2 separate regions of the Homo sapiens genome follow, and region 1 is linked to region 2. Evidence: read pairs that join two places in POLR2A ChIA-PET (ENCODE). Cell type or tissue: PC-9. All regions are shown on one strand.

Evidence for each region. Peaks named below come from ENCODE experiments on the same cell type or tissue, not always from the same donor. Only the 100,000 strongest peaks of a DNase experiment are listed, where the experiment ranks them.
Region 1: POLR2A ChIA-PET joins it to region 2 with 5 read pairs; 19 of 35 experiments call an interaction of 5 or more read pairs at or near these places.

Annotation. Positions count from the first base shown.
Region 1 is chr9:63,815,861-63,820,860 of GRCh38, reverse strand. LINC00537 (long intergenic non-protein coding RNA 537) reads right to left here. Exons shown (of 2, transcript NR_146626.1): 2 at 1,832-3,283. It overlaps MIR4477B (microRNA 4477b), which reads right to left and starts at 1,287; the gene lies at 1,207-1,287. It also overlaps the pseudogene DUX4L50. RefSeq lists enhancers at 2,154-2,690, 2,691-3,229, 4,814-5,000. In PC-9, no CTCF peak of the experiment used is centred here; a DNase peak (open chromatin) is centred at 2,910.
Region 2 is chr9:62,802,288-62,807,287 of GRCh38, reverse strand. LOC107987020 reads left to right here and starts at 4,928. Exons shown (of 1, transcript XM_047424300.1): 1 at 4,928-5,000. It overlaps LINC01410 (long intergenic non-protein coding RNA 1410), which reads right to left. Exons shown (of 5, transcript NR_121647.1): 2 at 3,148-3,304. It also overlaps the pseudogene RNA5SP283. RefSeq lists a silencer at 4,708-4,937 and an enhancer at 4,312-5,000. In PC-9, no CTCF peak of the experiment used is centred here; no DNase peak of the experiment used is centred here; H3K4me3 peaks cover 1,222 bases.

The DNA of each region.
Region 1 (5,000 bases), 1.0 Mb before region 2:
GTTTTAAGAACTGCAGACAAGCTGGGTGCAGTTGCTCAAGCCTGTAATGTCTGCATTTTGGGAGGCTGAAGTGGCTGGATTGCCTGAGCCCCAGAGTTCAAGACCAGGTGGGCAACATAGTGAGATCCCGTCTCTACAAAAAAAGTATTTAAAAAAAAATAGCTAGGCATAGTGCTGCATGCCTGTAGTCCAAGCTACTCAGGAGGCTGTGGTAGAAAAATCACTTGACCCAGCAGTTTGAGGCTGCAGTGAGCTATGATCATGCCACTGCACTCTGGCCTAGGCGACAGAGCGAAACCCCATCTCAAAACAAAGAACAACCAAAAACCTAGAAGCATACTCAGAGATATTGTGGGTTTGGTTCCAGACAACTGCAGTAAGGCAAATGTTACAAACAAAAACCTACAAGCACACCTCAGAGATAGTGTAAGTTTTGTTCCAGAACACTTCAATAAGGCAAATGTTACAATCAAGTTAGTTGCATAAACATTTTATTTCCCGGTGCTTATAAAAGTTATGCTTAAACTATATTGTAGTCTAATGAGTATTTAATAATTATTAGTTATTAATTAATAGCATGTCTAAAAAACTGTGTACATACCTTAAGTTAAAATACGTCAGAGCTAAAAAATGCTAATGAATATCTGAGACTTACCACGTCATAATCTTTTTGCTGGTGAGAGTCTTGCCTCTATATTGATGACTGCTGGCTAATCAGCGTGGGGGCTGCTGAAGGTTGGAAACCTGTGTCAATTTTTTAAAACAATGAAGTTTGTTCCTTTCACAAAAGATTTCCCTGTAGCATGTGATGCTGTTTGACAGCATTTTATCAACAGTAGAACTTCTTTCAAAATTGGAGTAAACCCTCTCAAACCCTGCTGCTGCTTTATCAACTAGGTTTATGGAATATTCTAAATCCTTTGTTGTCATTTCAACAATGTTGATAGCATCTCCACCTGGATTATATTCCATCTCAAGAAAATATTTTCTTTGCTCGTCCATAAGAAGCAACTCCCTATTTGTTCAAGTTTCATCATGAGTTTACAGCAATTTCATCTCACCTTAAGGCCCTAATTCTAATTCTAGTTGTCTTGTGATTTCTACCACATCTGCAGGGACTTCCTCCACTGACATCCTGAGCCCTCAAAGTCATCCATGAGGGCTGGAATCAACTTCTTCCAAACTCCTGTTAATGTTAATATTTCATCCTCCTCCCATCAATCACAAATGTCCTTAATGGCATTTAAGGATTGCTATTAAGGACATTTGTGATTCACGGGAGGAGGTTCAAATATCATGAAAGGATTAATGGTGAATCCTTTCCAAAAGGTTTTCAATTCAGTTTATCCAGATTCATCAAAGAAATCACTATCTATGACAGCTATACCTTTACAAAATGCAATTATTAATTAATAAAAACACTTGAAAGTCAAAACCACTCCTTGATCCACAGGCTGAAGGTAAATATTGTACTAGCAGCCATGAAAATAACATTAATTTCCAAGTACATCTCCATCTAAGCTTCTGGGGAGCTAGGTGAATTGTCAATAAGCAGCAATCTTTTTTTCTTTTTTCCTTTTCTTTCCTTTGATTTTTTCTTTTTCTTTCTTTTCTTTCTTTTCTTTTTCTTTTTTTTTTTTTTTTTTTTTTTTTTTTTTTTTTTTTTTGACGTAGTTTCACTCTTGTTGCCCAGGCTGGAGTACAGTGGTGCGGTCTCGGCTCACTGCAACCTCTGCCTCCAGGGTTCAAGCCATTCTTCTGCCTCAGCCTCCCGAGTAGCTGAAATTACAGGTACTACCACCATGCCTGGCTAATTTTTTTTGTATTTTTATTAGAGATGGGGTTTCATCATTTTGGCCAGGCTGGTCTTGAACTCCTGACCTCAGGTGATCCTCAGCCTCCCAAAGTGCAGGGATTACAAGTATGAGCCACTATGCCTGGCCAACCAACAATCTTTTTAAAAGAATCGTTTTTTTTTTTTTTCTGAGCAGTAGGTCTCAATAGTGGGATTAAAATATTCAGTAAACCATGCTATTAACAGATGTGCTGTCACCCAGACAGTGATGTTCCATTTCTAGAGCACAGAAAGAATAGATTTTGCATAATTCTTAAGGGCCCTGAGATTTTCAGAGTGGTCAATGAGCACTGGCTGTAACCTAAAGTCACCAGCTGCAGTGGTCCTCAAAGAGAGTCAGCCCATCCTTTGAAGTTCTGAAGCCAAGTGTTGACTTCTCTCTAGCTATGAAAATTCTACATCTTCACTAAGCTTAATCATTTCTAGCTCTGGACTTAAAGTGAGAGACTTGCAAGTCTTCCTTTCATTTGAGTTCTTTGAGGCCACTGTGGTTACTAATTAGCACCCCTGGTGGGTGTCACCCTCCTCCCTCCTCTATCGGGTTCACCTACACCGGGGCGTGGGGAACGTCGCTTCCTGCACCCCACATGCCCTGCGCTCCTGGGGCTCTCCCACAGGGGGCTTTCGTGAGCCAGGAAGCAAGGGTCATCCCCCTGCTCCAGCCCAGCCAGGCTGCACAGGCAGAAGGACTCTCCCAACCTGCCCGAGCATGCGGGGCTTTGTGTTCACTGTCCTGGCCCCTCCCTCCGAAACTGGGGCTCTCCCATCCTCAGACTCCCTGGTGGCCTCCGAACCCCAACAAATGACAGGAAGACCAGAACCCACAGCGCGACGGCCTGCTGGGCGCGTGCTCAGTGGGACAGCTTGGGGCCCCTCAAGCTGAGTCACAGGGGAAAGGTGTGCTTGCACCACCCACGTCCCACCGGAGTCCGTGGTGGGGCTGGAGCCCCAGGTCGCCAGGGCGGCATGGGAACCCGAAGACGGGGCACCTTCACCTCCCGAGCTCGTGACCCCGGAGGCCTCCGCGTCAAGCGCAGATGCCAGCCAACCGGGCACCTCCCAACCGCTCCAGGAGCCGGGGCTCTCGTCTGCACTCACCTCCAGCCTGTTAGATGAGCTCCTGTCAACCCCAGAGTTTCAGCAAAAGGCACAACCTTTCCTAGATCCGGCGCCACTGGGGGAGCTGAAGGACGTGGAAGAGCCCGCTTTGCTGGAACCACTCCTCAGACAGGAAGAACACAGGGCTCTGCTGGAGGAGCAGGTTGGGGCGGGTTTGGGGCAGGGTGGGGGCAGGGTGGGGGCAGGGCGGCGGCCTCTCTTTTGCAGTGAACCTCAGGCTTGGTATGGAGAGGCGTGTCTTCCCTTCCAGCTGACCTCCCTAGGATCCCTGAGTTCCAGGTCCAGCGAGAGACTCCACACAGAGTAGGGCTGTCAACAATGAAAAGAAAGCATTCCTGAGCATCCCGGGGATCCCAGGGCCGGTCCAGGTACAGGGAGGTGGGCTGTCTACTGCGCATGCGCGGGTTTCCAGGCAGCAGCCTAGTCTTCTAACTAGCCCAGGCGGAGCTCTCCTCCCTTTCCCCCCCGCGTTCTTCAATCGGGTTGGCGGAGACCTCAGTCCGCGAAACACTGGGCCGGGGCAGAATCCAGGCCAGTTCTCCTTTCTGTGGCTCAACTCCTCCGCCTCTTCGCTCACCATCACTTGCCAACCCGTGTCCCGCCAGCCTCCTCGCCAGCACCATAGAGCGCCTTACAACTAAATAAAGACCCGAGACCTCGCGCAAACCAGGGTGCTGCCCTTTCCAGGCAAGAGGGAAGGCAGGCAGAGATGAGGACAGGAACAGAGACAGAGTGAGATGGAAGGATGGAGCTAGGCAAGGATGGGTGGAAGGAGGGACCCCGGAAGGGAGAGAAAGAGGGAGGGAGGGAGAAAGGGAGGAAAAAGCCAGGGGAGGGAGGGTAGAACAGATGGAAGGATGGACGGAGAGACAAAAGGAGCAAGAAACAGAGAACAGAAGGCAGAGACAAAAAATGTCTTATGCCTCCAGAACCAACAGGACCCAGAACTCCGGGAATATGTTGGGTGCCCAGTACAGGCTGAGTGCTGGGCCCACAGCCCCGTTGGCCGGCGGGGCGCTCAGCGGCCCTCTGGATCACCAGCCTGGGTTACTTCATCCCGGAGCAATTCAGACCAATTCCGTTTCCGAAGGAATGAGCGAATTCCCCAGAGAGCAATGAGCCGAGACTCAGGTAGTTGTCTGTTTTTCATCCACATGGTTCACAGATGACATATCCCCACGTTGAGCCCTGCAACAGAGCTCGAGGCAGATAGTCCCATCCACACAGGAGTCACACCCAGGCCAACTGAAGCGTGATTCTGGATTCCACGTTTCTTTGCCCTCTGTAAAGGTGCCTGTTGCTCAAGTTTCTGCCCCCCGAAAGCGTGACCATGTTGACTGTTTGTTTCGCGAGCTCTGTGGGGCCCCAGAAACTTCCAGGAATGCGTGGAAGACCAGCATCGTGTCGGTGCTCTCCTTTCCAGTTTTCAAACAGGCTATATTGGAGACTCCACATTGTACAGGAAACAGGAATCCATTGTCAGGCCGTGATGCACGGGATGTTTCTTTTCTCTGTGGTTTCGCTCTCGTTGTCTACGTGAAAATGAACGAGATGAACACACCTGCGTGTGTGAGACTATCACGGCAACTGTGACACCCAGGCGTTGGCAATAGAGTTGGCAGCCTGATCCTGGGACAAAGGTACTGATGGACATCCAGACACACCCCACCACAGTCACTAGCAAACCGACTCCCAAACACACAGACACACACGGGCGCACACGCGGGAACACAAGCACACACACAGACACACAAAGACAGACAGCTTGAAGGAGAGCAAGGGACAGAGGGATGAGAGATAGAAACGGAAGGAGAGAAACAGCGATGGAGAGAGACACAGAGAGGAACCAGGGAGATTGAGAGAGAGAGAGAGAGAGCAAGGTGGAGAGGGAAGTAGGGAAAGGGAAAGGGTGAGGGAGCTTGAGAGGGAGAGCAACAGAGCCTTGGAGAGGGAGGCTCTATCTGGTAGACAGGGGCCCCTTTGGCCAGGGTAGGGTGGAGGGTGCCTGGGCTGGGCTGGAACAGGG
Region 2 (5,000 bases):
ATTGTATGTCATATAATTTCATATTGATTTTCATTGGTGTTTATATATCTTTTCTGCAAAAATGGAGGCTTTCTAAATAGATCTTCATTAATGTTGAAAGAACAAGGTTTTAAGTCTTGGTCTCAGCCAAAAGGAGTTCCCCGCATTACCAGGAGGGAAAGAAACACTTGAATTGTTGCATTAGATATTCTTACAGAGAAAGAGAACCAAGTGTAATGGAAAATTGCTAACTTGGCCTCAGGGAGTCCAGGTTGATTCACTGAGAAAGTTTGAATTGGTTTAGAAAGCATAGTTCTGAGTTTTCTAGAAGAACAAAATTTAGAGTAGGGCATAAGAAGTAATGCCCATATCAAAAAATTAGAAATATCTCAAATTAACAACCTAACATCACAACTGAAAGAATTAGAGAAGCAAGGAGAACTCAACCACAAAGCTTATAGAAGACAAGAAATAACTAAAATCAGAGCTGAATTGAAAGAAATTGAGACATGAAAAACTGTTCAAAAGATCACTTAATCAAGGTTTTTTGAAAAAATTACTAAGATAGGGCACTAGCTAGATTAATAAAGAAGATGAGAGAAGATTCAAATAAAGAAAATTAGAAATGATGAAGGGAATGTTACCACTGACCCCAGAGAAAAAAAAATAACAACCAGTAACTACTACGAGCACCTCTATACACACAAACTAGAAACCCTAGAAGAGATTAATAAATTCCTGGACACATATACTCTCTCAAGACTGAACCAGGAAGAAATTCAGTCTCTGAGCAGACCAATTATGAGCTCCAAAAATTGAATCCGTAATAAATAGCCTACCAACCCCCAAAAAGCCCAGGACCTGATAGATTAACAAATTTTAACAGATGTACAAAGAAGAGCCAGTACCAGTCCTACTGAAACTATTTCAAGAAATAGAGGAGGAGGGACTCTTCCCCATCTTGTTCTATGAGGCCAGAATCATCCTGATACCAAAGCCTGGCAGTGACAAAACAAAAAAAGAAAACTTCAGGCCAGTATCCTTGATGAACATCCATTCAATGATCCACAACAAAATACTTGCAAACTGAATCTAGCAACACATCAAAAGGCTAATTCACCATAGTGAAATAAGCTTCTTCCCTGGAATAGAAGGGTGGTCCATCATGGGCAAATCAATAAAATGTGATTCATAACATAAATAAAACTAAAGATAATAACCACGTGATTGTCTCAACAGATGCAGAAAAGACTTTCAGTAAAATTCAACAAAGCTTCAAGTTAAAAATTCTCAATAAATGAGGTATCAAAGGAACATACCTCAAAATAATAAAGGCCACCTATGACAAACTCACAGCCAACATTATACTAAATGGGCAAAATCTTGAAGCATCCTCCTTGAAACCCGCACAAGACAAGCATGCCCTCTCTCACCACTCCTATTCAACATAGTATTAGAAGTCCTTTCTGGAGCAATCAGACAAGAGAAAGAAATAAAGCGTATTTAAATAGAAAGAGAAGTCCAACTACCTCTGTTTGCAGACAACATAATTCTGTATCTAAACCCTATAGTTGTGACCCAAAACTCCTTAAGCTGATAAACAACTTCCACAAAGTTTCAGGACACAAAATCAATGTACGAAATTTGCTAGCATTCCTATACACCAAGAAGAGCCAAACTAAGAGCCAAATCAGAGAGGCAATTTTATTCACAATTTCCACAAAAAGAATAAAGTACATACAAATACAGCTAACCAGGGAGGTGAAAAATCTCTACAATGAAAATTACAAAACACTGCTCAAAGAAGTCAGAGAAGACACAAATAAATGAAAAATCATTCCATCTTAATGGAGAGAAAGAATTAATATCATTTAAATGGTTGTACTGTCCAAAGCTATTCCTATTAAACTACCAATGACATGCTTCACAGAAGTAGAAAAAAGCTATTTAAAAATTCATATAGAACCAAGAAAGAACCTAAGTAGCCAAGGCAATCCTAAGCAAAAAGAACAAAGCTTGAGGCATCACATTACCCGACTTCAAACTAACCTACAGCACCATAGTAACCAAAACAGCATGGTACTAGTACAAAAACAGACACATACACCAGTGGAACAGAATAGAGAGGTTAGAAGTAAGACCACATACCTACAACTAGGTAATCTTTCACAAAGCTGGCAAAAACAATCAATGGGGAAAAGATTCCCTATTCAATAAATGGTGCTGGGATAACTGGCTAGCCATATGCAGAAGATTGAAGTTGGACTTCTTCCTTATACCATATACAAAAATCAACTCAAGGTGGATTAAATACTTAAATGTAAAACCCAAAACTATAAAAGCTCTGGAAGACAACCTAGACAATACCATCCTGGACATAGAAAGAGGCAAAGATTTCATGATAAAGACACCAAAAACAACAAATACAACTATTGACAAGTGGGATCTAATTAAACTTAAAAGCTTCTGCTCAGCAAAAGAAATTATCAATAGAGTGAACAACCTATAGAATGAGGAAAAAATATTTACAAACTATGTATCTGACAAAGATCTAATATTCAATATGAGGAACTTAAATTTACAAGAGAAAAACAAAAAACCCTATTAAAAAGTGGCCAAAGCCCTGACTTCTGAATAGCACTTCTGGACCCAGCCAGGGACTGAGGGATCTCACTGCCCTAAAGGAAAGAACACAGGCCTGTCTGGCTTTGCCACCTGCTAATTGTAGAGACCAAAGGCCTTGAGTGAACATAGGGAGTCGTCAGAAATTGCATGCAGCAGGACTTGAGCAAGACCTGTGCTGTGCTAGCTTCAGGTCTGATCCAGGGCAGTCATAGTGGTGGTGGCCAGAGGTGCTTGTGTCTTTCTTCTCCCAGCTTTAGGTGGCTTAGAACAGAGAGAAAGACTCTGTATCTTTGAGAGAAAATAAGGGTAGGGAAAGAGTCTGTGGCTAGTAATCCAGAAAATTCTCCTGGATCTTGTTGAAGGCTGTCAAGGTGGTACTTCTCTGAGTCTGGAAGAATTACAGCATTATTGGGTATAAGGTGCTCCATAAAGCAGATATGGCTTAGATCACAACACCCAACTCTTTTCAAATATGTGAAAAGCCTTCCCAAGAAAGATAGCTACAAATAATCCCAGACAGTGAAGACTACAATAAATACTCACCTTTTCTCTCTTTAAATTTTATTTTTTAAACTTCTCATATGGTGCTGCATGCCCAAGATTTTAATGTCCAGACACTGAAGAACATCTACTAGCATCAACACCATCCAGGAAAACATGACCTCACCAAGTGAACTAAATAAGGCACTGGGGACAAATCCTGGAGAAAAAGAGATATGTGATGTTTCAGACAGAGAATTCAAAATAGCTGTATTTAAAAAAAAAAAACTGAAAGAAATTTAAGATAACAAAGTAAGGAAATTCCAAATTTTATCAGCTAAACTCAACAAAGAGATTGAAATAGTTACAGTAAATTAAGCAGACATTCTGAGCTGAAAAATGCAATTGGCATGCTGAAGAATGCATTAGAGCCATGTAATAGCAGAATGGATCAAGCAGAAGAAATAGTGAGCTTGAAGACAGGCTCTTTGAAAATACATAGAAGAGACAAAAGAAAAAGAATAAAAACAACAAATCATGCCGACAGGATCTAGAAAATAGCCTCACAAAGACAGATCTAAGAGTTATTTGTTTTAAAGAAGATGTAAAGAAAGAGGCAGGGGAGGATCTAGAAAATAGCCTCACAAAGACAGATCTAAGAGTTATTGGTTTTAAAGAAGATGTAGAGAAAGAGGCAGGGGTAGAAAAATTTATTCAAAGGGATAATAACAGAGAACTTTCCAAACCTAGAGAAAGACATCCATATCCAACTACAAAAATGTTATAGAACATTAAGCAGATTTAACCCAAAAAACACTACTTCGAAGCATTCAATAGTCTTCCAAAAGTCAAAGATAAAAGTTCTTAAGCAAGAAAGAGAAAAGAAACAAATAACCTACTGGGGAGCTCCAACATGTCTGGCAGCAGACTTTACAGTGGAAACTCTACTGGCCGGGAGAGAGAAGCAATAAATATTTAAAGTACTAAAGGAAAGAAACTTTTACCTTAGAATAGAATATACAGTGAAAATGTTCTTCAAAAAAAAAGAATACTGACTTTTTCAGACAAACAAAAGCTGAAGTATTTTATGAATACCATACCTGTCCTAAAGGAATGCTAAAGGGAGTACTTCAATCAGGAAGAAAAGGACATTAATGAGTAATAAATGATCACCTAAAGGTAAAAAAAAATCCTCACTGCTAATAGGATACAAAACAAAACAGAATATTATAACACTATAGCTGTGTGGTGTGCAAACTACTCTTATTTAAAGTAGGAATACTAAGTAATATCCAATCAAAAGTAATAGCTACAACAACATTTCAAGACATAGCACAATAAAATATAAATAGAAACAACAAAAAGTTAAAAAGTTAAGGGATGAGCACGACCCGTCCTGAGCCGGCAGATGTGGTGGAAGCCCCGGAGCTCCGGAGCTCCCGGAAGGACTGGAGCGTGGGCGGAAAGGAGGCCGCCCCTAGAGCCGGAAGCCTGCGCAGGGGACAGAGGCCTCCGGCGGCGCCCCCCAACAACAGCAGGGCGGTGCCACATTGGTCCTGAGCCAGGCCTGGCCGCCGGAGACGGCGGGACTCTCTGGGAGGCCGGCGGTCCTCGGGTGTAGAGGGAGACAGCTGCCCGGGGGCACGGGCGAGCGCCTCTGGGGGTCCTGGATCCGAGACCCGCGGCCCCGGGGTGGCGATGACGCCTGGAGTCATGCGGGCTTGGCTGGGCCGGGCTCTTGGGGCAGCCAGGCGCCGCTGCTGGCGTCTAGGCCACACCACCCTGAACGCGCCCGGCTCGCCTCTGATCTGTTGAAGCTAAGCAGGGTCGGGACTGGTTAGTACTTGGATGGGATTCCGCCTGGTAATAGCGGTACCGTAGGCTTTTGGCTTCCCGCTCCCTCCTTCTTTCCCCCT